Linked DNA regions of Homo sapiens: region 1 is linked to region 2. The links are chromatin loops, found by intact Hi-C in ENCODE. Cell type or tissue: IMR-90. All regions are shown on one strand. Region 1 has its middle 62 kb from the start of PGRMC2. Region 2 has its middle 42 kb from the start of LINC03140.

Region 1 (8,000 bases), 180 kb before region 2:
TGAGTCCTCTGCAACCATGACACTTAGTTGCTGGCTGACTTTGGGCAAGTATTAAATAGGGATAATGATGATGGGAATGACGATGATGATGATGGTGAAAAAGTAGCTTGGGTTTTTGTGAGGTTAAATTTAAAAGTGCCTATCAAAATGCCTGGCAACATAGTAAGTCCCAGACTTTCTCTCCCAAACCCCTACATGTGATAAGAAAAAACAGATTAGTATTAGGATTGTTTCTACACTTTAAGGGAACATGTAAACTATAGCCTGTGCTGTATCAGAAGGACAGTGAATACCATGTAGTGCTCTGGTTTTGAGTAGTTCATACTTCACATTCTCACTGCCCTTGAGAGCTTGGTTTATACTATGTCAACTCACACGTGTTTAGCTCTTATGTCACATTATAATTGCTCTCAGATAGTTTTGATGGACATTTTGCCTACCCAGTCAGATGATAAACTACACAAAGGCAGGGATACCTTCCATTAACTTTGAATCATCCATAGTTCCTGGAACAGGGTTCTGTAGATGAAACATTTCTATTCTTAGTGATAACAGCTTGAAATGAAACATTTACTTATTCTTCTTATTGGTTGAAGGGATAGAACGTGAATAAAACAGAGCTTAGGGGTTTTGGAGAATGTGATTACCAACTCAAATATCCAACAAGATGTTTCTTAGCAGTTGTCTGGATGACAACATGATGATCCTGATTTATTATTGCTTTGCTTTAAATACCACTTAGGAGATAATAGCAATTTACTGTTGGCTCTGGTTTCCTATTCATCCCTTCACTGGTCTTGGGTAATGTTATTGTCATACACAAAAATTGCAATATGTAAAACATGCATAGTTTCTATTTTATTCATAAGATCCATTAGGGCAAGAACCTTGCCTTAGTAGCTTTCATATTTCCAGTGCCTAGACTAGTGCCTGACACATTATAAGCACTCAGAATAAATTATGTTGGATGACTCTTCATACTTATACGTAATGCTAAGTAAGGCTATAGGCGAGTACTTTGGGGTGCTGAGAGTGTGCTGGTTTTCAAAATAGAACATTAGTTTTTCTCAGACTTCTGAGAGTTTGTGGTCTTCTAGGTATTCTAGGTATTTGACCACAAATAATCTATGATCATTTTATGTTATGAAATTCACCAAATATCTTCTATTTTTTTTTTTTTTTTTTTTGGAGACAGAGTCTCACTGCGATGCCCAGGCTGGAGTGTAGTGGCGTGATCTTGGCTCACTGCAACCTCCACCTCCTGAGTTCAAGCAATTCTCATGCCTCAGCCTCCTAAGTAGCTGGGATTACAGGCACCCGCCACCACACCCAGCTAATTTTTGTATTTTTAGTAGAGACAGGGTTTCACCATGTTGGCTAGGCTTGTCTTGAACTTCTGACATCAAGAGATCTGCCTGCCTTGGCCTCCTAAAGTGCTGGGATTACAGGCATGAACCACTGCACCCAGCCCCCTATTTTTAAGTTTCTCTGAAATTTTACTGAAAGAGTTAACTTATTTAGTTATAGAACAATTAAGTTAGATCTAATATTTGATAATTCAAGCAGTGTACACATGCATATATTGATAAGTATGTTTTACTCAAAAATATTTTCACTGTGGAATATCCTAGAATTGCATCACATTAAAAAAATTATTTAACTGACAAATGATTTTTTATTGTAGTAAAATTCAGTTAGTATAAAATTTACCATTTAAATCATTTTTTTCCCTACTGCCTGTAAAATTGCAGAGTCATCTTTTTTTGTTGTTGTTGTCCTTTTAAAAAAAAAAAAACCAGGGTCTTACTCTGTTGCCCAGGCCTGAGTGCAGTGGCACAAACAGAGCTCACTGCAGCCTTGACCTCCTGGTTTCAAGCCTCTGCTTCTCAAGTAGCCGGGACTACAGGTGTGTGGCACCATGCCCGGCTGTTTTTTATTTTTTATTTTCTTTGTAGAGATTAGGTCTCTCTATGTTGGTCAGGTTGGTCTTGGACTCCTGGACTCAAGTGATCCTCCTGCCTCAATCTTTCAAAGCGCTCAGGCTACAGGTGTAAGCCACTGTGCCCAGCTTAGATTAAGCATTTTTAAAGCATACAATTCATTGGTATTTAGGACGTTCACATGGTTGTGCAACTACCACCACTATCTAGCTCCAGAACATTTTCATCACCCCAGATGGAAACAGGAGACAATAAGCAGCCACTCCCCATCCTCCCCTACCCACAGCTCCTGGAAACTACTAATCTGTTTTCTGTCCCTATAGATTTGCCTATTCTTGGATATTTCATATAAATGGTATCATACCATTTACAGTCACAAAGCCTTTTGTGACTGGCTTTTTTAACTTAACATGATGTTTTCAAGGTTCATGGATGCTGAGGCATGTCTCAGGACTTCTTTCTATTTTAAGGCTGAAAAATATTCTATTGGATGGTTATACCATGTTTATTTGTTCATTCATGAATTGATGGACATTTGTGTTTTTTTCTGTCTTTTGGCTAGTAGAAATAGTGCTGCTGTGAACACTGGTGTACAAGCATCTGCTTGACTCCCTGTTTTCAATTATTTTGGGCATATACCTAGGAATGAAATTGCTGAGTCATATGGTATTTTATGTTTGACTTATTGAGGAATCACCAAAAGGCTGCACACTTTACATTCCCACCAGCAATGTATGAGAGTTCTGATTTCTCCATATACTCATCAGCATTTACTGTTTTCTGTTTTTTTTTAATTATAGCCAATCTACAAATGATTTTAAACTTTGTTACAAATTCTTATCCCTCTGTGGGAGCATATTTATAACCCCACATTGCATATTTCTGGGACAGTTTTGATGTTTGATCTGCTTGTTCTCCGGGCAGAGGGAGTGTGATTTCTGTAATGCTAACTGTGCTCTCCAGCCGCCCGGCATTGTGTTGTTTGGGTGTCTGGGAGTGTCAGACTTGGAATGTTACTGTTGATTGCTGTGGACAGTTTTCATCTCTGAAGGGAAGATATACAGGTTTGGGGCTAGAGTGAAGACTGTTCTTGGAGATATTTTTAACCACGTCCAAATAACTCCATGCCAACAAATATAAAATGAGTAATCATTCTTTTTGTTTTGATGTCAAAAAGAATACATTTGTAATAACTCCACTCTTTTTCTAAAAAGGAGTAGTGTCTTCTTCTGTCAGAAAATGATTTTAGATTACAGTATTTGGCAAGTTTTAGAGCTTCACTGTCTATTTTATGATAGTATAAACGTTTTCTTCTTTGAAAGACAAATTTACACAATAAGATATGTAAGAAGTAGAGTAAAGCAGCAATGTTTAAATACATTGTTATGTTCAGGTTTTAGATCCTGACCTGAATTTTAGAATAAATATACAAAAAAGGTGTTTTTTTAAGTTCATCTAGGGGTGATTGAGGCTACAAAATTTATGCCATGTTTTCAACTGTCAAGGCTGCTTTTAGAATCCAGAGGAGGCCTGTAAGTACAAAGATGTAGAGATGAATAAAGAAAGACAGTGGCCCATTCTTTCTGTTTTTTCACAGTCTCCCTTAGGGTGTGAGTTAGGTGCTTATGTGCAATTAAAAAAAAATTATTGATTGGCCGGGTGCGGTGGCTCACGCCTGTAATCCCAACACTTTGGGAGGCTGAGGTGGGCGGATCACCTGAGGTCAGGAGTTCGAGACCAGCCTGACCAGTATGATGAAATCCCATCTCTACTAAAAATACAAAAATTAGCTGGGCATGGTGGCATGCGCCTGTAATCCCAGCTACTCGGGAGGCTGAGACAGGAGAATCGCTTGAACCCGGGAGGCGGAGGTTGCAGTGAGCTGAGATGGTGCCATTGCACTCCAGCCTGGACAACAAGAGCGAAACTCTGTCTCAAAAAAAAAAATTATTGATTGATTAGGGATGTGGGTTAAATGGTAGGCTGGTAGGCTGCTATTAACTTTCTCATGTACTTCCCCAAAGAAGCCCATGAGGTAGAAACACAAATGTATGGATATCATTTTAACACTATACTATACTATTTGGGAAACATTTTAGTTTTATTGGGAGGGAAACATTTATTAGTATCTCAAAAGATGCCAGTCTTCAAAGTACTCTCCTACCTGTGACAGGAACCATTACATAAGAAAATTAACGAAAGACCTGTAGAGAATAAAAGGTAAAGAAATACTGTATCTAATAGTTTCTAGCATATAAACACTGGATTTTAGGTAGCATTATTGTACAATGATGTGCATAGTAGGCTTTCAAAAAGCGTTTGTAGAATTAATGAAGGAAATGAATAATTCATTAATGAATAATGAAGAAAGAAAAAAATTGTATAAACTGAACTGAACTGAAATATTTAACTTAAAGGACCAAATAATCTAAAGAGGAATCTTTATTTGTTTCTGCTCCCAAAGAGCTCATGTTTTGTATTTAGTTATAGTTCAACAATGTTTATTTAATGCCTTCTACATGCGAGGCACTGAGATGACGTAAGGAGGTTAGATAGGGGATGAGCGGAATGTAAACAAAGATGTGTAGTAATAGAAGTACTTCAAAGGTCAGAACAGACAGGATGATGAAAGAGGAGGAAGACATTAACTCTGCCAATGGTGGCATATTAGAAGAAATTAACAAAAGAATTGAGCTCAGTTTTGAAGGTAAATGCTGGTTTATCAGGATGACAATGGGCATGGAAATTCTGGGTAGCAGGAACAACATTGATAGTGACAGGAGGCAGTCAGATGCCTAGGCAGATAGGGGTGAGTCCCCAGCAAAATCCCACCTCCAAGTCGAAGACCATGTAAAGCCTGAAAGCCAAGTTACAAGTTAAATGCTGGGACCAGATTGAGAACCTGTCTTCCCATTTGGTGTGCTTTCCTCTGATTGGTCTCTGCCTTTCACCCATTTTACATATACCTACCCTTTCCTAATTGGTTTTCTACATTGTGGTGCCCACCTTTGAGTGGTGTCTTTGCTTTAAACTTTTTTGCATACTCACAAACCAATCAGCATGCACTCCCCATTCTGAGTCCATAAAAAGCCCCAGACCCAATCACACAGGGAGAAACCACCCGACTGTGGGGGCGGGGGTACCTTCCTCCCACCCTGCATCCCCTCTCTTCTGAGAGCTGTTCTGTCACTCAATAAAATCCTCTGCTGTCATCACCCTTCAGTCATCAGTGTGATGTCATTTTTCTTGGTTGCTGGACAAGAGCTTAGGACCCACTGAGCACAGGTACTCTGAAAAGCTGTAGTACTGGCCCTTGCCCTTGCCAGCAGAGAGCAGCCACCCTGCACAATGGAGCAATGGACCGACTGAGCTGCTAACATGCTGCCATAAGGCTGCGGACAGTGGAACTACAAGAGCTAATTATCACACTAACACCTGCTCTGGGGCTTCAGGGTCAAGGGCATCCCTCCCTGGGCACTGCCCTATTCCCTTCGAGGTAACATGCCTGGCTTGGCCATGGGCCCTGCACAGAGCTTGCTCCTGTGTTGGTGGTCAGAGTGGCTGGCCAGGTTCCACACTTGCTCGCTCACATGCTCCCTCCTGCAAGGGGCTGAGCATGGCAGGCCAAGTAGAGGGGGCACCCCTGCTGCGAATCCAGCAAAGGGGCTGAAAAAAATCCTTCTTTGACATGGCTAAGATGTCGAGGCATGAACCAATGTAGTGTGCTCAGGAAATACAAATAATTTGGCACTGGTGGTTCTGAAACTGTAAGGTTTAAGGAGAAATAGGGAAATATGAGGCTGGAAAGATACTCCAGGCCTGTGTCATGGTGCCTTATATTCTATAATAAGGGTCTTGGGATTTATCTGGTAGTCACTGGAAAGCCATTCAATTGCTTTAAACAAAGGACTGACCACTGAGATTTGGAATTCTTGTTGAGATTTTTTTGTGGAGCAGTATTTCTCCCAAGAGCACATACATTAAAATCTTCTGTTGTGCCTGTTAAAAATTCAGAGCCCTGAACTCCATCCTGGTATAAAGCAAAAATAAAATTTTAATCCCCTTGACCATCCCAATGGCCCCTTCTCTTGGCAAGGGCATTCCAAAGTTAAATGGAAAAACTAGTTTTAGACCATGATGGGAAGGGGGTGTTGGAACTCCTTCCTTTTGGAATTACTGATAGAACAGACTTTTTAAGTCTGATAAGAAACATTTACAATCTATTCTCAAAGTCTGCTACCAGGAGGCTTCACCTGCATGATAAAACCTTGGTCTCCACAACTCCTTATCTTAACCCAGACAGTCCTAAGTTTTTAGACAATAACCTAACTGTTTCAATCCATGCCAATCAATAAGTCTTTAAATCTGCCTATGACTTGGAGGCCCTTCCTTCCAAGTAGTTGTCCTGCCTTTCTGGACCAAACGAATGTACATCCTATGTGTATCTGATAGATGTCTCATGTCTCCCTAAAATCTGTAAAACTAAGCTGTACCCCAACCACTTTGGGCACATGTTCTCAGGATCTCCTGAGGGTTGTGTCACAGGCCGTTGGTCACTCATATTTGGCTCAGAATAAATCTCTTCAAATATTTTACAGAGTTTGACTCTTTTTGTCAACACTGGGTTTACTGAATCAGAATCCTGGTGGAAAACTTTGGAATCTGTGTATTTAACCTTCCAAGAAGATCCCCTTGCACCCTGCAGTTTTGAACACATTGCTCTCAGGGGTACGGGGTTGAAAAGGTGGGCAAGACTGAATGCAGAGAGGTCATCTAGGAGGTGATGTCACTCCAAGTGAGAAAGTTTGAAGTAGTGTCAATGGGGATAGAAGATAGAATATGATAAGCTTGAGAGATATTTTGGGGATAAAATCACATGTAGTTGGTGCTTGGATAGACTGAGTGAAGAAGAAGGTTTCAAGCCAGGTTTCTGTCTTAATTGTCGGGTGGTGCATTAATAGTTATTATTAAAGTTTTAATAAGTTATACTTTTCCTTTTATATATAATTTAAAAAATTTGATACATTCCTAAATTTGATTATTGTTTCCTTTCAGGGCCAACTTGTTTTGTTGTTGAATTTTATGGTAGAAATAAAATGAAAAAATGTCACTTCATTAAAATCTGTTATACTCAACTTGTCAGGAAAACATTTATTTATTCAGTTGTAGATCCCAAAGTACCTATTTGTCAAAGTACCTAAAATGAATAAATAGCTTTATTTCTGATATCTCTGGAAGAAATTATACTTGCAAAACTTAAAGTCTAATTCAGCATCCAGCCAAAGTTATTGGAAGTATCAGCCAATGAGCTGGAGACACAGCAAGGCTTAGTAGATAGATCTTTCAAGTCAGGCAGAACCCAATAAAATTATTAAATATGTATATATGTCTCTGTCACTGTCCCTTTTCCATCTCTTCCTTTCTGGTCCTGTCCTGAAGAAGAGACTCCTACATACTACTTGTATCTATTGTTGCTACTAATTCTTGTTAACTGATGTGCTGACAAATAAGAACCAAACATAGAATTATTTTGGGAAGGTGGTGGATATTATAAAGCCCACCCATTTCTGCACTTCCCTACATTTCTCAGACTCCTGTGCAGTTAGGTTGGCCATGTGACTGATTTCTGGCTAATGGAATGTGGGTGGAAATGGTGTTCTCTACTTGTAAGCTTCTTGATCTTCCATGCTCTGAATCTGAAATATCCTGCATATCTACCATGCTCTCCTTATCTCATTCCTGGTCCTCTAAAATGGCTCCAGACATCTGCATCAGACTTTGCATGAGCAAGAAATACTTTTATCATGTTAGTCTGCTGAGATTCCAGCTTATTCTGTAACATAGCATTGCTGACTCTGATCAATGCATAGGGGTATTCTCAATTTTATGGGTGACTACTAACGGTATTTAAGTTAAAAATGGATGAAACTAGGCTGGGTGTGGTGGCTCATGCCTGTAATCCCAGCACTTTGGGAGGCCGAGGTGGGTGGATCACAAGGTCAGGAGTTCAAGACCAGCCTGGCCAATATGGCGAAACCCCGTCTGTACTAAAAAATACAA
Region 2 (8,000 bases):
GGCTGGCCCAGGCTGGCTAAAGCTGGCCGTCCTGGGTTTGTCTTGGCTGTCTGTGGGCAAAGCTGCATTTTAAACTTGAAATAATGGTAAATTCACTAGTAACACTGTTAGAGACAATGTTTAATTCGAAAACTCCTGTGCAGTCCAAGTAAATTAAATTATGAGGATAAAGTTTCCATCTCAAAGAACAACTAACTGCTAGGATGACTTCCAACTTAAAAAAAAAAGAAAAAGAAAAAGTACATTCACCATATTTAGAATCACTTCATTGTCCTAAAGAGTCAACTTTTTCCTACAAAAAAAAAAAAAGAAACATTCACTTGACAATATCCCATGAGACCGCCATTCTAGGGAACCTGAGTGATAGAGTGGCAGAGTCCTCTGAAGTCACCCCCTTTTCACCTGCACAGGCTGACTGTTCCATGGGCCCTACCCCACGACCACCCCCTCCTTGTAACTTCACTGCCTGGCAAGTTAAGCGTGATCCTAAGGGCTGAGGGAAGTTCTGGAATTTAGGGTGAATGAGAAGTGTATTCCCAGATGAGCTGCTCCTTGTAAGTGATCAAGCTTCCTAATATTTTAAGTATTTGCCGGGTGCGGTGGCTCAAGCCTGTAATCTCAACGCTTCGGGAGGCCAAGGCGGGAGGATCACTTGAGGTCAGGAGTTTGAGACCAGCCTGGCCAACATGGTAAAACCCCATCTCTACTAAAAATACAAAAAATTAGCTGGGTGTGGTGGTGCACGCCTGTAATTCCAGCTACTCAGGAGATTGAGGCAGGAGAATCACTTGAACCCTGGAGGCAAAGGTTGCAGTCAGCCGAGATTGCCCTCTGCACTCCAGCCTGGGTGACAGAGTGAGACTTTGTCTCAAAAAAAAAAAAAAAAAAAAAAAAAATTTAAGTATTTGTCATCTCCCTTGAGACAGAGCAGATTAATAATGGAAAAGTGCGGGGGCGGGGGGCGGGGTTCTCTCTACGTCCTGCAGCTACAGTCAGAGCTCTTCCTCTATATTTGCCATGTCACAGCCACTTGCACATAGAAGTCCCAGTTGTCCTGAATACCAGTGTGCCCTTCTCAATCTTAGGTTTGAGATACTGGTGTCTGCTGTAGGCTCTTTCGCCTTGACTTTGGTAGGTTACCTCTGAATAGTCCTTTATAAATAAAACAAAAGGAACACTACCTATGGTGGCTCTAGTTTTAGAAGGAGGGCAGATTCATGGCTTACACTTGGAGACGCTAGATTTCCTTAAGTTCGTTGTGCTTTTTAGTAATTGCTGAAATGTCTCACATAGAGGCTAAATTCAGTCACTATATTACTGAGTGCCTAAAAATTTGGCTTTATGCCTTATTTTTAAATCATAGCAATGTATAATTTTGGTTATGTCATATCCATGTAAAAGTCTCCTTTTCTCTTTGTAGATGTCTTTTAAGGCCTCTTTCAGTTCTAAACATTTGGAGATTCCAAATAGTTTGCATTTGGGGTTTGTTTGGACTGTTGTTAATCTGTGGAAATCCTGAGGAACAAGAATGGCTTGTTTCTTTGTTTACCTTTAAGGTGGTTTTCCTCCTGGGTGCCTGTTCACCTCCTGAGGAGGGAAAATTGGGTCATCTCTATGTTATTTAAGGCTGCTCACCTTAAGGGTACTCCCTTAAATAGGTTGTTATTCCACATCTGTCATCTGTACTAGAACAAAAGTAAATTCTCACACTCGACTTCAGAGTAGGGGTTTGCTCAATTGCTTCTTATCAAAGTTTCTAAGAACTGAGTTTTTTCAGTTATTTCTTGAGTTTACACATTCCAGTTTTATTTAATCAAAGGAACTGTGTGGGAAAACAGCAGTGTATAAAATATTCATTCACAGCAGTGATAGTGCAATTGAGTAACAGCAGCAGCTGCCCTGAACACATGGCTGTGAGAACACAATTAAAATTTCAACACACTTTGTGAAACACTTTTCTATACAGCTCAGCTTTCAAAGTCATGAGGGAATGTATATGGTGCTTAAGTGTAAACTCCTACTTGGAGTCCTGTTGGTGGTTTAATGATGAAAAATATCTTTTCTTTAATTCAAATATATTGACCCTATATGTATTTTGATAGCTGCTAAAATTCCTAGGGTTATTCTCAAGGTAGACCTTCAGAATATAAATGCAAAGATTCTGAAAATTTCATGTACATAAGAGACAACCAGTAAATATGTTAAAAAGGCAGATTTGGATCAATTGTTGATACACTTTTAGGTAGTACCAGGTTTTGGGCTATTTTGTGTCTTTTTGGTGAACATATGTGTTTCTGTTGGGCATCTAGGAGTAGCATTTCTGCATTTAAGGTAGCCATATATTCAGCACTAGTAAATACTGCCAAAAGTGTTCCAAGATGATTTTATCAACTTATAGTCTCACTGCCATGTTAGTGTTTAAGAGTTTCGGTGGATCCACGTTCTTACCAACACTTGGTGTTTTCTGTTTTTATTTTAGCCATTCTATTGGTTATACAAAGGTACAGTCATGTGCCATAAAATGATATTTTGGTCAACAACGAACCATGCAGACAATGGTGGTCCCATAAGATTATAATATATTTTTGCTGTATCTTTTCTATATTTAAGTATATTTACATACACAAATACTTCCCATTGGGTTACAACTACCTACAATATTTAAGACAATAACATGCTGTACAGGTTTATAACCTAGGAGCAATAAGCCATACAATATAGCCTAGGTATGTAGGAGATTATATCATCTAGGTTTGTGTAGATACACTCTGTGATGTTCACACAATGACAATACTGCCTAATGATGCATTTCTCAGAATATATCCCCATCATTAAGTGACGCATGACTGTATTTCATTATAATTTAGATTTAAATTGAATGGATACATTTTGGTATAGTCATGCAATAGAATACCATTCAGCCAAAGAGAGTGAACAGTCTATAATGACATGCAACAATGTGGATGAATCTCACAATCTGTGAAAAAAGCCAGACACAAAAGAATGCAGACTGCATGAGTCCATTTATAGACAGTACCAAAAAACCCAGGTGAAAGTAATCTATGGCATTAGCAATTAAGATACGGGTTGGCCTTGAGGAGAGTGAGTAGACTGTGCGTGGAGAGAGCAGAGGGGCTTCTGGGATATCAGTGATATTATTCTTGATCTGAGTGCTGGCTTTGCAGATGGGTTTAGTTGTGAAACTCCAGCAAGCTGTCCACTTTATGCTGTGTGCACTTTTCAGTATGTATATTATTCTTTATTTAAATTTTTTTTTAGAGTACAGATTTCTAGGCCTTTACTGTGAGATGTGGTCCTTTGATGGGACCTGGGAGTTTACATGTTTGACAAGCACTCAGGTGATTGGGATGCAGGTGGCCTCAAAGTGCACTTTGAGAAACATTGGTAATTGCATTCAGTGCAGAGATTTTTAAAGCATTCATCAGCTCTTCAAAATAATTTAATCAGCTGCTTTATATACTGCAGCTATTTTTGGTCATTTCAGAGATGGTTTCACTCATCCCACCCCCATCCCACTTTCACCTTCTGAGAGCGAATCAATCCTGGAAAAATGAAAACCCCAAGTGAGCCCCACGTTGGAAAGAGTTGCAGCTTATACTCAGTGAGGAAAGGACAATCAAGTGAGAAAGAAATCCATTGGTGGGGAAAAACCCCATCAAGTGCAGGAATCATAGAAACCCTCTCTGGGAGGAGAACTGACCTTTTCTGATGAAAACTCATTTCATTTATTTAGCCACGGGTGACAGAGTGTATCTGAGTCTGAGGCATTTGGTGGAGGCTCTGTAAAAACTAGGTTAAGGACTGAATCAAAATCTCTTCCAATTACACGAAGGAGGAAGCTAAGAATGCAAATAACTGTAAAGCTATTGCTTGTTGTGACTAAAAGTCCTCCACATAGTAAGGCCTAAATCAGCTTTCATTTTATTGCTATGGGGAAGGACAGAGCTACCCAACACAATTATACAGACAAGTTTTTAAGGGAACAAAAACAGTGAAAAAAAAAATCACTCAATGCTTGTTTAGAGCTTGCTCTATCCGCCCAAGTGCTGAGAAAGTGTTCTCAAAAGTCAAGAGGGAAAGAGTTCTTACTTGATAAAAAACTGTTGGCTTTTAAAGGGTCAGTTATTCTCCTTGAAGACACAGGGGTATGTACCTGATTTACCTATAGGCAGGCTGGTATTAAGTTGATTTCACTGGTATGTCTACCCCAATGATTAAAAAATCTGAAATAATTTTGTACTTGTTGGAAAATAGCCCCAGCCCAGGGCTCCTTGAGAACCCCCCATTCACTGTCCACATTGCTTGGCCCTCCTCTGGGATTCCTCAGAACTCCCGACAGTACAGCAACTAAAGGGTTAATGTCCAGCAATTGAGAGACCTCCAACCCTGTCCAGCCACAAGCTACCTTAGAGGTCATTGCTTTGTGGTGATACCTGTGAAGGGGAGAAATGGCCTTTTTGGGTCAACTGCGGAACCCTATCCATGTTCTTCTCTTACTCAACAGCTTTTCACTACCCTCCCCCCAGAGTGCCCCAATTCTATTTCTCTTGTAATTTTTCATTCTTTGGTAACTTCTCATTCAAGGCAATGAAAGATCACTAATTAAATGTAGATGTTTTGTCATTAGATTAACCTTCTAGTCTGTCACTCCTAAACATCCAAGGGCTTCCAGAGGCTCTCTGATTCATCGGCTCCTTCACTCTCTCATTCAGCAAACATCTCTGGAATGCCTGCTACATGCCATCACTGTGCTTACTGGTAAGACTCCATCCCCCTCAGCTTAAATGAGAGCTCACAGTCTGGTGGGAATAATCAACCTGTAAATAGACAATTCTGGTGCAATCATGGAGCTATTCGAGTATGATGGGAACATAAAGGCTGGCAAAGGTAGATCATGGTGAGTCAGGGAAGACTTCCTGGAAGAAGTGGTTTGAGCTTAGTCTTTTTTCTTTCTTTTTTCCTTTTATAGATTTAGAGAGTACAAGTGCAGTTTTGTTACAGGGATATATTGTGTAGTGGTGAAGTGTGGGCTTTTAGTGTCCCCATCGCCCAAAGAGTGAACAATGTACCCAATAGGTAAATTTTCAGCTCTCACCACCCCCCCTTTTTTCTCCCCTTTTTTGGAGCGCCCATTGTCTGTTATTTCCCTCTCTGTGTTCATGTGTACCCATTGTTTAGCTCTCATAAGTGAGAACATGTGGTATTTGATTTTCTGAGTTATTACACTTAGGATAAGGGCCTCTAGCTCTATCCATGTTGCTGCAAAAGACATGATCTCATTCTTTTTTTGTTGTTTTTCTTTTCTTTTTTTATTTTATTTTTTATTATATTTTAAGTTCTGGGGTACATGTGCAGAACGTGCAGTTTTGTTACATAGGTATACATGTGCCATGGTGGTTTGCTGCACTCATCAACCTGTCACCTACATTAGGTATTTCTCCTAATGTGATCCCTCCCCTAGCCCCCCACCCCCTGACAGGCCCTGGTGTGTGATGTTCCCTCCCTGTGTCCATGTGTTCTTCTTGTTCAACTCCCACTTATGAGTGAGAACATGCAGTGTTTTGTTTTCTGTTCTTGTGATAGTTTACTGAGAATGATTGTTTCCAGTTTCATCCATGTCCCTGCAAAGGACATGAACTCATCCTTTTTTTATGGCTGCATAATATTATTCCATGGTGTGTATATGTGCCACATTTTCTTTATCCAGTCTATCATTGATGGGCATTTGGGTTGGTTGCAAGTCTTTGCTATTGTGAATAGTGCCACAATAAACATATGTGTGCATGTGTTTTTATTGTAGAATGATTTATAATCCTTTGGGTATATACCCAGTAATGGGATTGCTGGGTCAAATGGTATTTCTAGTTCTAGATCCTTGAGGAATCGCCACACTGTCTTCCACAGTGGTTGAACTAGTTTACAGTCCCACCAACAGTGTCAAAGTGTTCCTATTTCTCCACATCCTCTCCAGCCCCTGTTGTTTCCTGACTTTTTAATGATTGCCATTCTAACTGGCATGAGATGGTATCTCATTGTGGTTTTGATTTGCATTTCTCTAATGACCAGTGATGATGAGCATTTTTTCATATGTTTGTTGGCTGCATAAATGTCTTCTTTTGAGAAGTGTCTGTTCATATCCTTTGTCCCCTTTTTCATGGGGTTTTTTTTTCTTGTAAATTTGTTTAAGTTCTTTGTAGATTCTGGATATTAGCCCTTTGTCAGATGGGTAGATTGCAAAAATTTTCTCCCATTTTGTAGGTTGCCTCTTCACTCTGATGATAGTTTCTTTTGCTGTGCAGAAGCTCTTTAGATCTCATTTATCAATTTTGGTTTTTGTTGCCATTGTTTTTGGTGTTTTAGACATGAAGTCTCTGCCCATGCCTATGTCCTGAATGGTATTGCACAGGTTTTCTTCTAGGATTTTTATGGTTTTTGGGTCTTACATTTAAGTCTTTAATCCATCTTGAGTTGATTTTTGTATAAGGTGTAGGAAAGGGATCCAGTTTCAGTTTTCTGCATATGGCTAGCCAGTTTTCCCCACACCATTTATTAAATAGGGAATCTTTTCCCCATTGCTTGTTTGTGTCAAGTTTATCAAAGATCAGATGGTTGTAGATGTGTGGTGTTATTTCCGAGGCCTCTGTTCTGTTCCATTGGTCTATATATCTGTTTTGGTACCGGTACCATGCTGTTTTTGGTTACTGTAGCCTTGCAGTATAGTTTGAAGTCAGATAGCGTGATTCCTCCAGCTTTGTTCTTATTGCTTAGGATTGTCTTGGCTATGCAGGCTCTTTTTTGGTTCCATATGAAGTTTAAAGTAGTTTTTTCTAGTTCTGTGAAGAAAGTTACTGGTAGCTTGATGGGGATAGCATTGAATCTATAAATTATTTTGGGCAGTATGGCCATTTTGACAATATTAATTCTTCCTATCCATGAGGATGGAATGTTTTTCCATTTGTTTGCATCCTCTCTTATTTCCTTGAGCAGTGCTTTGTAGTTCTCCTTGAAGAGGTCCTTCACATCCTTTGTAAGTTGGATTCCTAGGTATTTTATTCTCTTTGTAGCAATTGTGAATGAGAGTTCACTCATGATTTGGCTGTTTGTCTGTTATTGGTGTATAGGAATGCTTGTGATTTTTGCACACTGATTCTGTATCCTGAGACTTTGCTGAAGTTGCTTATCAGCTTAAGGAGATTTTGGGCTGAGACGATGGGGTTTTCTAAATATACAGTCATGTCATCTGCAAACAGAGACAGTCTGACTTCCTCTCTTCCTATTTGAATACGCTTTATTTCTTTCTGTTGCCTGATTGCCCTGGCCAGAACTTCCAATACTATGTTGAGTAGGAGTGGTGAGAGAGGGCATCCTTGTCTTGTGCTGGCTTTCAAAGGGAATGTTTCCAGTTTTTGCCCATTCAGTATGATATTGGCCATGGGTTTGTCATAAATAGCTGTTATTATTTTGAGATATGTTCCATAGATACCTAGTTTATTGAGAGTTTTTAGCATGAAGCGTTGTTGAATTTTGTTGAAGGCCTTTTCTGCATCTATTGAGCTAATCATGTGGTTTTTGTCATTGATTCTGTTTATGTGATGGATTATGTTTATTGATTTGCGTATGCTGAACCAGCCTTGCATCCCAGGTATGAAGCCAACTTGATCATGGTGGATAATCTTTTTGATGTGCTGCTGGATTCAGTTTGCCAGTGTTTTATTGAGGATTTTCGCATCGATGTTCATCAGGGATATTGGCCTGAAATGTTCCTTTTTTGTTATGTCTCTGCCAGGTTTTGGTATCAGAATGATGCTGGCCTCATAGAGTGAGTTAGGGAGGATTCCCTCTTTTTCTATTGTTTGGAATAGTTTCAGAAGGAATCGTAGCAGCTCCTCTTTGTACCTCTGGTAGGTAGAATTTGGCTGTGAATCCATCTGGTCCTGGACTTTTTTTGGTTGGTAGGCTATTAATTACTGCCTCAATTT

What was found. A loop is a pair of places that touch in the nucleus more often than their neighbours do. Peaks named below come from ENCODE experiments on the same cell type or tissue, not always from the same donor. Only the 100,000 strongest peaks of a DNase experiment are listed, where the experiment ranks them.
Region 1: it touches region 2 in a loop (2.0-fold over the local background); 2 of 110 quality-filtered maps call a loop at or near these places.

Annotation. Positions count from the first base shown.
Region 1 is chr4:128,345,516-128,353,515 of GRCh38, forward strand. No RefSeq gene overlaps it. Among named protein-coding and RNA genes, the nearest start is that of PGRMC2, 62 kb to the left of the region's middle. RefSeq lists enhancers at 4,337-4,915, 4,950-5,488. In IMR-90, no CTCF peak of the experiment used is centred here; a DNase peak (open chromatin) is centred at 4,496; H3K27ac peaks cover 3,453 bases.
Region 2 is chr4:128,524,561-128,532,560 of GRCh38, forward strand. No RefSeq gene overlaps it. Among named protein-coding and RNA genes, the nearest start is that of LINC03140, 42 kb to the right of the region's middle. In IMR-90, no CTCF peak of the experiment used is centred here; DNase peaks (open chromatin) are centred at 1,871 and 4,781; H3K27ac peaks cover 2,900 bases.